Regions from separate parts of the Homo sapiens genome. Here region 1 is linked to region 2. Evidence: chromatin contacts called from ENCODE Hi-C or POLR2A ChIA-PET data. All regions are on one chromosome and are shown on one strand. Each heading gives the region's core, a stretch centred on a gene start or an enhancer-like site at or near the end of the contact. The rest is flanking DNA. Distances are from core to core; before and after follow the strand shown. Region 1 overlaps LOC101927421 (a long non-coding RNA gene). Region 2 has its middle 260 kb from the start of ZNF608.

The links. Hi-C counts contacts between places; a loop is a spot of excess contacts on that map. ChIA-PET counts read pairs that join two places held with the same protein, here RNA polymerase II (POLR2A).
Region 1: a map of IMR-90 shows a loop between it and region 2 (9-fold over the local background). The contact joins two enhancer-like sites. A Hi-C loop is called at or near these places in 3 of 168 maps with a recorded cell type or tissue (Caco-2, IMR-90 and PC-3) and 1 of 37 single-sample maps with no recorded cell type. POLR2A ChIA-PET finds 5 or more read pairs at or near these places in 4 of 52 experiments (K562, OCI-LY7, activated CD4-positive, alpha-beta T cell and 1 more).

Annotation. Positions count from the first base shown.
Region 1 is chr5:125,039,727-125,045,904 of GRCh38, reverse strand. LOC101927421 (a long non-coding RNA gene) reads right to left here. Exons shown (of 6, transcript NR_109882.1): 2 at 3,666-3,748. Among named protein-coding and RNA genes, the nearest start is that of ZNF608, 300 kb to the right of the region's middle. Within about 2 kb of position 1,937, at least 8 of the 41 ENCODE cell types and tissues checked have a DNase peak (open chromatin) inside an H3K27ac peak, as active enhancers do.
Region 2 is chr5:125,002,961-125,008,995 of GRCh38, reverse strand. No RefSeq gene overlaps it. Among named protein-coding and RNA genes, the nearest start is that of ZNF608, 260 kb to the right of the region's middle. RefSeq lists a silencer at 2,375-2,424 and an enhancer at 5,389-6,035. Within about 2 kb of position 2,680, at least 3 of the 41 ENCODE cell types and tissues checked have a DNase peak (open chromatin) inside an H3K27ac peak, as active enhancers do.

The sequences.
Region 1 (6,178 bases), core at 688-3,187, 38 kb before region 2:
ATGCTCAAGTTCCTGATATAAAATAGTGTAGTATTTGCATATAACTTACTCACATCCTGCTGCATACATTGAGTCATCTCTTGATGATTTACATTTAATACAATGTAAATGCTATGTAAATAGTTGTATTGTTTAGGGAATGACAAGAAAAAAAATCTGCACACGTTCAGTATAAATGCAACCATCTTTAACAAAAAAAAAAAATGAATCTGCGGTTGGTTGAATCCACAGATGTGGAACTGATGGATATGGAGGGCCAACTATACTTAAAGGTAAAACTACTTGATACCTGGGATATGCTTCAAAATAACAAGGGGCTAAATGCAATGTAGTATCTTGGATTGAATTCTAGAAAAGAGAAAGAATTTTAGTGGTAAAACTGGTGAAATAGGAATAAAGTCTAGATTTAATTAATAGTTTCACATCAATACTAACATATTCATTCTGACAAACGTACCATGGAATCGTAAGATAGGGAGACATAGGTAAAGAGTATGTGAAAATTGTCCTATCTTTGCAACTTTTCCATAAATCTAAAATTATGCCAAAATATGAAATTTATTTTAAAAGCAATGAGAAGAGAGAAGTGGATGCAGGTGTAGATGGGACAGGATTCACCAAGGATGAATGGTTGTTGAAACTGGATGGCGAGTATAGAGGATTACTATACAACTCCACCTACTCTTGAGTGAGTTGTAAATTCTCCATAATAAAGTCACGTAAGTTAAAAACATTATGATATTTTCTATAGACTATTAAGAGCCTACACAGACCTTTGGAAGCCAGTAATTTGACACTTTGCTCTCTGTATCATTTCTGCCATCAGGGCAGTGGTGCCTAAAGAGTAGGGCAAAGGGCAGGAGCAGAAAGAATTGGAAAACAGCGGAGTTAAATATCACCCAGCTACAATCACTCGCTTCTTTTCTTATTAGACCCCAAATTATTTCTTCCTTTATATTTTAAAATCTTTTTTCACCTGTATTTTTATCGCATTTTAGATCTCTTCTAGCACCATGTGCCCATCTAGGCATCACTTGGTGTAAGGTCCCCACTGCAATATAACGAACAACCACAGCGTATTAAGCAAGCTAGAAGCATATTTCCCTACACACAAAATAAGTCTGGAGGTCAGCAGGCCAAGACTGTCAAAGCAGCTTCATGGAGTTTTGGATGACTCAAGCTCCTGCCTGTCCCCTACTCTTAGATTCCTACGATGGCAGCCTGGTCACCACACTTACAAGATAGCTTCTAGAGCACACCCACATTCCAGGCAGCAAGAAGGGAGGTCAATCCACTTCTCTTTAAGAAAATCTCCCAAAAGTCCTACATATTTCTGCTAACCTTTCACTGACTAAAACATACCCACACAGCCACTCCTGGCTGCAAAGTGGAAATGTAGAAAATGGTCTTTTAATTATACTCTGGCTGTCCTCTACAAAAACAGAGTCCTATTACTGAAAAAGGAGAACGAAGTGGATGTTGGGTAGAAAATTAGCAGCCTCTGCCACAATCAGTCGTGGGAAAAATCTGAACATGCAGTGGCAGAGGAGTCCAACCATGACTTATGCCCAAATTAATTATCCGGCTAGTGCAATCAGCAAAGATCTGGAAGTATCTGTCATCCCACATACGCTGCTGGCTGGTTTATGTTGATTGGTTTGACTGAAAGTTAAAAGTAGAAAACTGCCTGTTCGTTCACCCTTCACAGCAAGATATCATCTATCTACATCAGACGCCAATATATGTGCATTTGTGTCAGCATCATGTATAGTACTAGATACGCCTGCTGTGACTATAATGTCCTTTAAACCTAAAATGGAATCATTATAGATTCCTCCTGGCAGCCCTCTTGAGTCTCTGGGAGACCTTCTGGCCTCCTGGCCAGTCTCCAGAGAGATTCCTGTCTGTCTGCCCGGGAGGAGACACATTCTGGGCTGCCTGCCCACATTCTAACCTGCTGCTCACACGGGTAGAGAGCTGTGTCTATTTGGGTCAGTCCTTCCAAATGATTATTCTGTTGCCTTTAGGTAAGTTCACTTGAATGTCCCACACATACCAACTGTGCACACCACATGTTTGAAAGCCAGTTGCCCAGTAAAAGCAATGAAGTATGTTGGAAAAAGCATCTGAAATATGAGACTGAGAACCAAGCTGGAGCTCTTTTTGGTCCTGGCAGTGAAAGCTTAGGAAATTCACTTAGGCTCTCTAAGCCTCAGTTTCCTCATATGCCAAACAGAGATATTGCTACCACCTCTACTTTCCTTGCAAATATATTGCAAAGCTCAGTTACAATGAGATATTACATGTCACAGTGCTATACTTTACACCAAAAAGAGGTTAATATTATTCTTAATCTAGTGAAAATGTGAGTCATTGAAAAAAGAAGAGAAAAACAAGAAACAACAATAATGTAGCTCAAGCTCATTTGACCAGGGTCAACACAAAGAAATATAGTAACTAGTGCCAAATCTGCAGGATATAAAGAATATAGAGAGACAAAAGAATATAAAGAGACAAAAGGATCAGTGAAATTATATCTGCCTCAGAAATGATAGATTCTAAATGACTTCTCTCAGGAAGTAAACTTACAACATTCTTCGAGCCACCATTTCCATTTATTATCAGCCATTCTTCCCATGGAACATCAGTTCAAAGAGGAAACCTATTGTTAAATACTCTGTTCTCCTCCAACTGAAAGGGTGAACTATGTTTTATTTCTTTTAACTAGTCACCTTTAAAATTCAGCAAGATTCCTATCTCAGCAGCAAAGACCCAAAACTCTCACATAAAATTTTACTGCTCAATACCATCAGCTAGGGTCCATTTCCATTCATGAATATAAGCCTTTGGGCACAAGTATGTAAGTAGTTACATAAACATAAATTCATTCAGGGAGATAGGTGACTTCTGTAGGTGTGAATGTACATGTGTATGTAATTCGATATATTGGAGCCTCTAGAAGGTTCATAGTTTTATAGAGACATCAACAAGAAGTAATTTTAAATCCTTTAGTTTTTGTCAAAAGAAGGAGCTTTAGTTTATGCAACATAAAATTAGAATTGCTTTTACTTGCTACCAGTTTAATATCAACATTTTTATCCAGAGTTAGACACAAAGCTAAACTGCTGGGATTTGACATAACAAAACTGCTCTCCATATGTGAACCAAAAGTCACTTGGGATCTATCGGCCAATTAAGACTCTTTGCTCAGATCTAACTTTAGAGGGTGACTTCTGTCAAGAGCTAAGGAAGAACACAATTCATTATGACTGCAGAACTCAGAGAAGTCAAGAAGCAGATTCACTGGACATTTGTAAACTTTTCCTGTGACCCACAGCTAGAGCAAAGTACCTCTTAATTGTGAATAATTTTTCCTGATAAAAGTTTCTCACTCCTTTCTTAAATCTGGAACTTCCCTTTCTTGGAAAGCACCCATACACACATAACAAAAGGAATTCATTCCAGATGTCCAAGAGGCTTTGCATGTCAGGGTCTGGCTTTCCTGGTTGCAAAGGGAAATTTTGGCAGGTGGTCATAATGGTATTTTGTCCCTCTCAAACTTGCTGCCATCAAACCACACTGTAAAACTCAGCTGGTTTACATTTGTATAATTTTTGCCTAACAAAGGGAGGAAAAGACCACAAGAAAATTAGCTGAATACTCACCAGATCACAAGGCTGAAACACAGGTATAGGTAAATTCATCCCTAAGAGTTTTATCAGTGCTGTGTTCCCAGAACTGTTCCATGCTGTGTGGAGGAAACAAAAGTAGGAAACACTGTCCTAAGTCTTGAGAATTTAAAATGACTTACTAGTGACAAGGTTAATCAGAATAAGAGTGCCACTGTGCTCCCATAGTACCCTGCATAAAGCATCACTGCACATACTACTCGTTATAATCAACAGTTTGTGTGACTGATGTCATCCACCATGTCCAGCCCCCAACAAGAAGCATGGCATATCTGTCATAGTAAACACAGAGCCCAAAGCATATTCGAGAAATGCTAACTCAGTGAATGCAGGAAACAACAGTAGAAAAAATTAAAGAGATGTGAGAGCTGTAGGGATTCAAAATGCAGTCAAACATGAGCCCATTATGTTTCTGGGAATTATCAAGTGTTAATATTTTTTATTCTGCTAATAAGGCATCTCTTCATATTCCTAAGAACCAATTTGAATTTTTCTGCCCTTAATTGTACTACACACTGAGAAACAACAGCTACTATGCTAGAATATATAACCTTTAGTCTGGAAGTCCATTGTTAAAAAGCAGGTATTATCTTACTGCAGAAGAAAGGGAGAAGAGATACTAAGAGTGATGAAGCTGATTTCATTGCTGTGTTTTGTTGACAGTGTATTCCCAAGGGGAAAGGCAGGCTTGCTGGGGGCGGGGGCGGGGTGGGGGGTGGTGGGAAGCGCTCAAACTTAGGTGAAGGCGGGAGATTCTTTTTTTTTTTTTTTTAAGTAAATTGTCTTATTCTGTACAAAGCAGTTCAGATAAAACATCTGCTTATCTGCTTACTACATTATAAACAGTGTTGAGAGTCCTAGACCTTCACTGTGACCCAATTATTCAGCATTCTCAGTGTAAAACACTGTTTATAAGAGAACTTCAATAAATATCATCATGCGAAGGGTAGTTGTATGGTGAAATAAGTTTAGGAAACACTAATTACCATATCTCCCTCCTTAGATTTGCAATGTACCTTTATATTGTAAAGAAAATTGTGTTAGTTTACTTACTCGGGGTTTTCCCAAAATTATTTGCCTATGAGCTCATTATTCACAAAGTAGATTAGAAAACACCATTCTCAGAGCCCTGCGTTGACTGCTGTCTAACTTTTCTTTCAGTGCTAAATTCTGTTATCATCTTAGGCCAACATTCTCTCACTTTTTAGAAATCATAGCTAAAATTTGGGTACATATTACTACTCCTAAAGAACGTAAGAACTGAGTTCTAAAGATTGAAGCTTAGCAAGAGTCCACCCTGAAGACCAAGGATGAGAAACAGCACTTGGTATCACAGCCTAAAATTAAAATATTATTGGGGAAAAAAATTGAACTTGAATCTGATCAAGCCTTACTAGATTTTACCACCATTTACAGCGATGACACCATGGAATGCAATCAACAAAATCTCAACTTGAGAAACTCCAGAGGATGCATAACCTGCTGCCTTCAAAAAATAAATTAAAAAACAAAACATAAAGGGAGGCCGGGCGCGGTGGCTCACGCCTGTAATCCCAACACTTTGGGAGGCTGAGGCGGGCAGATCACGAGGTCAGGAGATCGAGACCATCCTGGCTAACACGGTGAAACCCCGTCTCTACTAAAAATACAAAAAATTAACTGGGCGTGGTGGCAGGCGCCTATAGTCCCAGCTACTCGGGAGGCTGAGGCAGGAGAATGGTGTGAACCCGGAAGGTGGAGCTTGCAGTGAGCCAACATTGCGCCACTGCAGTCCTGCCTGGGTGAAGAGCAAGACTCTGTCTCAAAAAATTAAACATAAAAGGGAGGTGTTATCTGTAGATTAAAAGATACTGAAGAGGCACATCAACCTTGTGGTGTTTGAGTTTTTTTGTTTTTGTTTTGTTTTTTTGAGACAGAGTCTCACTCCATCACCCAAGCTGGAGTGCAGCTGCACAATGTCGGCTCACTGCAACCTCCGCCTCCCAGGCTCAAGTGGTTCTCTTGCCTCAGCCTCCCAAATAACCGGGATTACAGGCGCTCATCACCACGCCAAGCTAATTATTATTATTATTTTGTATTTTTAGTAGAGACAAGGTTACACCATGTTGGCTGGCCTGGTCTCAAATTCCTGACCTCAGGTGATCCACCCGCCTTGGCTTCCCAAAGTGCTGGGATTAGAGGCCTGAGCCACCGCACCTGGCCAGTGTTTGAGTTTTATTTGGATTCTAATTTGAGCAAATTAACTATGAAAAAATATTTATGAGACAATCAGGAATCTTTGAACACTTTCAGGATATTTGATGATATTTAAAGAATTACTGTTAATTTCTTTAGATGCGATAGTATTGTGGTTGTAATTTTGTAAATATATAAGAAATACTTTCTGAAGCATTTTTGTATGAATAATATGTTATCTAGGATTTGTTTCAAAATAATCCTGGGGAGGGGGATATCAATAAAAATAGATTTGCCATAGTATGATGAGGTGG
Region 2 (6,035 bases), core at 1,431-3,930:
TGCAAAAGCCAGTTTTAATTTATATGTGGCATTTATAGAGAATGCTGGTAAAGCTGCCAGAGGGGTCAAGGAAAACAAGCAACGAGAAGATGATCAATGCCTTTGTCTCCTTGAATAATTTTGATTTGTGCAGAATGTCAGAAATCACCTCTCAGAAAAACCTCTTATCATGAAAAATATGGCTGGAGAATCTATGAAAAACATTACTCCCTAACAAGGCTTATTGATTCTCAACACCATCATTGCTTAAACATTGACAAGGCCAAGTTTCTAAATGTCAGATATGCAACAAGGACTGCTTGGATGAAAGTACAAGAGAGGGAAAGATGACTTGTTGAGCTTGCACTGAGTGCTTTACACGTGATATTTCATTTAATCTTGTGAGGTAGGTACTGTTAATTCCCATATTTCCAAAAGAGGAAATTGGATCTGGGAGGTTAAGAAACTTGTCCTATTTCACCAAGAGAGAACTGACATCATTAGAAATGGAACTCCAATTTAAAGAGTCTGATTCAGTTCAATCTTAATTTTCAGTCTAATCTTAATTTGTTACACCATTCTGGAAAGTCAAAAGTGAAATTGAAGGAGAGAAGTATAACTAGTTTCTCCTGCCAGCTTTCATACTCTATGATGGTTGTCATACTCTATGACGACTCTCTATGAACCCCGGTCCCCAGGACTCTAAGCCAGCCTTCTTGAGTGACCATCTACCCATCACTGAACTGCATTAGTCATTATCTTATAATCCATCCTTTCAGCAACCAATCATCAATATCCTAATTCTTAGGCACAGAAAAGAATCTAACAGTCTAGTGAGAAAGCTGCCTGTATACAAAGGTACCTGTCACAATGGGAGTATGCCCAAGGTTCCATGTGGGAAAAATTAAAACACCAAAATGGAGGAAGGAGTTAAAGGAGAAGGAATAGATGGGATATAGTACCTACAACCAGGGGCAATGAGAATTACAAGTGTGTTTTCCATCTTCCAAGTCCAAGGCCATATCCGAGGTCCACCTCTGAATTTTGTGAGCAAGATTCATAAAATTTTTTGGAAATTAAGCAGTACTTAGCATTTTAATTTTTGCCATATTAGTATCTGACACTGACCAAATGACAGACCAAGAATATTTCTTATTCTGTTATTGAGGACTAAATAGGGTTCTTACTTAGAAATCAGGTTGTTGAGGGGTGGGGAGGTGGTGGCTGGTAACAGGGAGATGGGAGCATAAGACTCTATTATTTGTGAAAATCCAAATTTCTTAAGTAATCTTTGTTGGATATAAACTGACAATGTGACCTTTCCCCTATGCATACTGTAAATGTATAACATGGTAGACAACTAAAGCTTCATTCTTTTGTCTTCTTTCATTATTCTTTCATGAATTGGAAATACATCTTCCAATTTTGTATCATGTTTCATATATAAAACATGACAAACCTTGTAATATATAACCTATATAATATATAACCTTGGAATATATAACCTATATTTTATATAATATTATAATATAAAATAGATATCACATAATTTTCCTACCAACTTAATTAGGCCTCCCAAAAGGATTACCTTAAATACACCAAAATGTGATTTGTTGATCATACTTGGGAGAACAGTTTTAAAACTCCCCGTATTGCCTTGGGCTTTCTTTGGATTTCTTGGGTCTGATTTTCACAATAAGTTACAATAGATATGCTGATGGGGGCCCGTGGAATAGGGAGCATCACTGGACAGATCCAGGCTAAGGAAAGCTTGCATTGCAAGTGGGTGATGCTGAACAACTCTCAGGGGGAAAAACAAGAAGAAAGCTAGAGAGGTTCACCAACTATAATTAGCTCCATTAAATCCCTTTAACTGAATTTCTAACATGCTGTTTAAAGAATGGAAACATTTATGGGAAAAGGTAGCACACCCCTTTTTGGTCACTGTTATTGGATGTAAAAAGCAAACTACATTTACAGGTCCCATGGCTATCAAATCTATTTTCTCAAAACAAAGTTTTCTTAGCATTGTTTGTTATCCAGGAAATTTCACAGCTTTAAGGGACCCAGACTTCAAAGTCAAGGAAGTGAATTTGGGGCATGGAAGACTGGGGGCACCGAGTGAAATTACCCATCAGCATTAAAAAATTACTAGATTTTTTTTTCTGGTCATTTGTTGACCGCAGAGTCAGAATAGCTACATATAATTTTGAAAGCATGCATGTATCTTTTTAAAGACGCATAGATATATTCATTCGCTTTATCATTTCATAAAAAATCTGGCCGATCAGACGAATACTGTTTATCAGTTGTTGATGGAAAGAACCTTCCTTTGCTAAACATTGTGTAGGAACAGCAGCATGACCCTTGGGTCATGGGATAACACTTGTGCACTCATGCTCACAGGGGCCTTTTTTTGTAAGTGGCACCTGCTGTGAGGCTCTCCTTATAAATACTGACTGCCTGCAGCAAATCACATATGTTTTAGGCACTAGAAAAACCGACAGGAAGTAATCACTAAACGAAAGACAGAAACAGTAAGGGGTATGTGGGGGGAGGGGGAGAAAAAAAGCCTCCAGTAACTGTTTGGGGGATGTTTGGAGGAATTAATTTAAAGTGTAGAGTATAAGTAGCCTTGCTGTGCTGCTCAATTTGGCCCAGACCTCAGCTCAGCTTAGCTGAGAAGGCACAGGGCATCTAAGGAGGATGGGACGTCGTTACCTAATATGAGTGGGGGCATCAGGCTGGAAAATCCCTTTCATTAGTTTTGGTAGTTTGAAGTCCTTAACAATTTTAGTTGTTCTTGTTATTTTGTGGCATTTGGGTTTTTCCATTGAACACCTTCCCCATGATTTTAAGTGTGAAAATAAATGCTTTTATTGTGGTGCAAACCTTCCTTATTAGCCAAAGACCACTTCCCTTTATGCTTCCAGGGGACTGCCCCCACCACCTGGTGTACTGAACGTTGGATGTTAAAAAAAAATCATGCTTGAGTTTATCTTGTTTTTACACCAGTTTATTTTGAGTGTATTTCAAAGCCATATAATAACATTATTTTATAGACTTCCAATTAAGTGCTAACAAAGAAAATATTTGTCTACTCTCCATTCCCCCAACAATTTCTGGACCTCATTTCAAAGAGATGCATGTTACCTGAATGTTAATTGCTTTTTTTTTTTCCCAGAGAAACCAAAGCATGTTGTTTGTTTTCAGAGGAGTATTTATATTTAATATGTTTACATTGAAGTCACATTTGCTCTCTTCCTTAAATGACTTCTCTAATAACTATTTTTAGCTTACAATCACATTAACAATCTGCCCCTAAAGAATTCCTCAGTCTTATTTTTTATAATTTTTATTTTAATATTTGACAGTTTCTTTGTAAAAAGGAAAGAGCATTTGAAATAATATTGGGTATTTTGCCAAGTCTGTCAAAGGAGTAACACTTCCACTTTCTCAGCTCCGTCTCATTAAAATTGTATTCTAATTCTGTCTTAACTTGGTCTCGGTGCTTCATAAGTCATTGCCTGCTCATTACTTGTAGTGTGGGAGATGAAATTTATTCAAACCTAATAGCTGAGATAAAGAATGGAAAGGCAGGCAGCTGGCAGAAATGAAATTAGCCTATTTTAGTACTTTTCCGGCTGGATTTTTGCACAGCCACCAGTTATGCCATGTGTCAGTTTGCATTTGTGACACTATCTATGTTTAGTTTATAGATTTCCGTTAGTATGATACTCTTAAAATGAAAATACAGGAGATTCTCCCCTTCCCCCCCCCACCCCGCCTTTTTTTTTTTTTTTTTTTTTTTTGTCTTTGGCATTGAAATGTCACTGAGTATCTGAGTTGATAAACGGGAAAACATGATTTTCTATAGTTTTCTATAATTATAGAATCATTAAAATTGCCCAAGAAAGATTAATTGTTTCATTGTGTTACAATTCATATTGGTATGTCTTACAGAAAAGAACATTAATGACAGAGAGTAAATGTTATACCCTCAGCATGGTTTGAGGGGAAATGGATTTAGAATGTAATGTGACTTACAAGCAATTTCAGGTAGAATACAGGAGGGAGCTACGCTTCTAACCTAAACACTCCATCTCCAGCTTTAAATGTCAAAAGAATACACTGTGGAATTCCTAATTCTGAATATAGAGGAGTATTTGAAGAACATTGTCTAAAAGCATTGTACTTTTCCATTATAAATTGAGTTGTTAAGGAATTATATGGTCTAATTACTAAACTTGGTATTTTTGACTACTTTGATTATGAACATACATTGTCATTAGCTAGATAATTAAATTGACTGCAATAACAAGTCATAATTTAGAAATATGTTTGAAATTACTTTCTATATGAAAGCAAAGTCTTTGTTGATCTATGTATGTGATTAATGTCAAGTGTCACGAGTTAGCTGAGAGATTTCAGTGTAAAAATATGTGCATTTATATAAAAGAAAGAAGTTCATTTATACTCTAATTCTTAAAGTAAACAATGGAGCTTGATATGTGCCTAAATGTAAGTACTGATGGATTTTTTTCTGCTTACTCAAAGAAAATATAGGAAGAAAAATACTTTTCTTAGAAATGTGATGGTTATGTTTAGGTTAGGTTTAACCATTTATGCATACAGTGCAATGTTTACACTCAACCTAGAAACTTTACAAATAATATACTTAGATTTAAATTTAAATAGATAGAACCAGTCAAAGTATTACGTAAGATATGTGGACATTTCTGTCAAACCCACTGTAGTACGAAATTACAAAATATTTTATGTGACCAATAAATTGTGCAGATAAGCAGCGGACCACAGTCATAAACAAACTTGTCTTTGTTGTAGGTATTCTCTGGTAACAGTAGCTGGATTAGAAAGGTGACCTTCTTGAGAGCATTTAGCATGGTGGATTTTTATTTGCTTTTTATGTCTTTAGCATTGTGAAATTTTGTTCGCGGTTTTTGTAAACCATCTAGCAGAAGAGTAGGTCAAGTTATAATCTAGGACTAAACTAGAAATCAATAGACCATACAAGGCTAAGCCCTGGTATGATTTAATAAATTCGGTCCAATGAATTATGTAATAAATAAACTATGCAGTGTGTTTGTTTGTGTGTGTGTGTGTGTGTGTGTAACGTAAGTAAATGTCAAATACCAAACTGATGTGGATGTAAACAATTATATATAGGGTTTGTTCCTAAATATGTATTTCTGGATTTCCAGATATACAGCAATCATATGCTATAACTAATATACCCAGATCCATTCGAACTCCATCTGTATCCTTTCTCTTCCCCATCTTCGCCACTCCAGGCACTCGGAATGCACACATATCCCAGTCCTATTGCTTATATAGCCTCTATCAAGCAAATAAAACATAACAGTAATGTGAAAACTGATTTGTTACTCAACTAGAATATTTTTGATGCCAAGCTTGGGTCTACATCAATTTCAAATTTGCAATTTGGGACTCAGAAATTGACAGACTAATGGGCTCTGTCAAGAAACATACTAAAGAAATGTAGCATATGTTCCTACAAAAGACTTTGATCTATATTCTCATTAACAAAACATTTTTCCTTTTTTCAGGCTATGAGAATCTGGTTGCCAATTATACTTAAATTATTATGTTTGGCCCCTTGATTCTTTTATCAACTGGATGTCTTCATAGAAATAACAGCTGCATGAGCAGCACTTTTTCAAAGCAACAAGGAAAGAATCTATTCCCACCCCAGAGTCCCACATTAGCCAGTTCCTTCTCACCAGAGAGGAACAAAAAATATCTACAGAGGCAATGAATAAGAGAGGAAAGGGCTATTATAGATCTATTGTTAGTATAATTCCCTGCTGTGGCCACTGGTCCTTGAGGTTGTGTTCTTTGCTAGGGACTACTGGTTGTATCTGTCCTTTATGGCTGGTGGTAGTGGTTCAAATCTATTTAGCACTAATGGCTGCGGCAGTCAGTGTCAAGAAATTTGGTTGATGACTCAGATTTTGAACTTACCCTCTTCTCTCTTGACATTCTGAGTTCTTCATATTTCAACAATAGTTGCATAC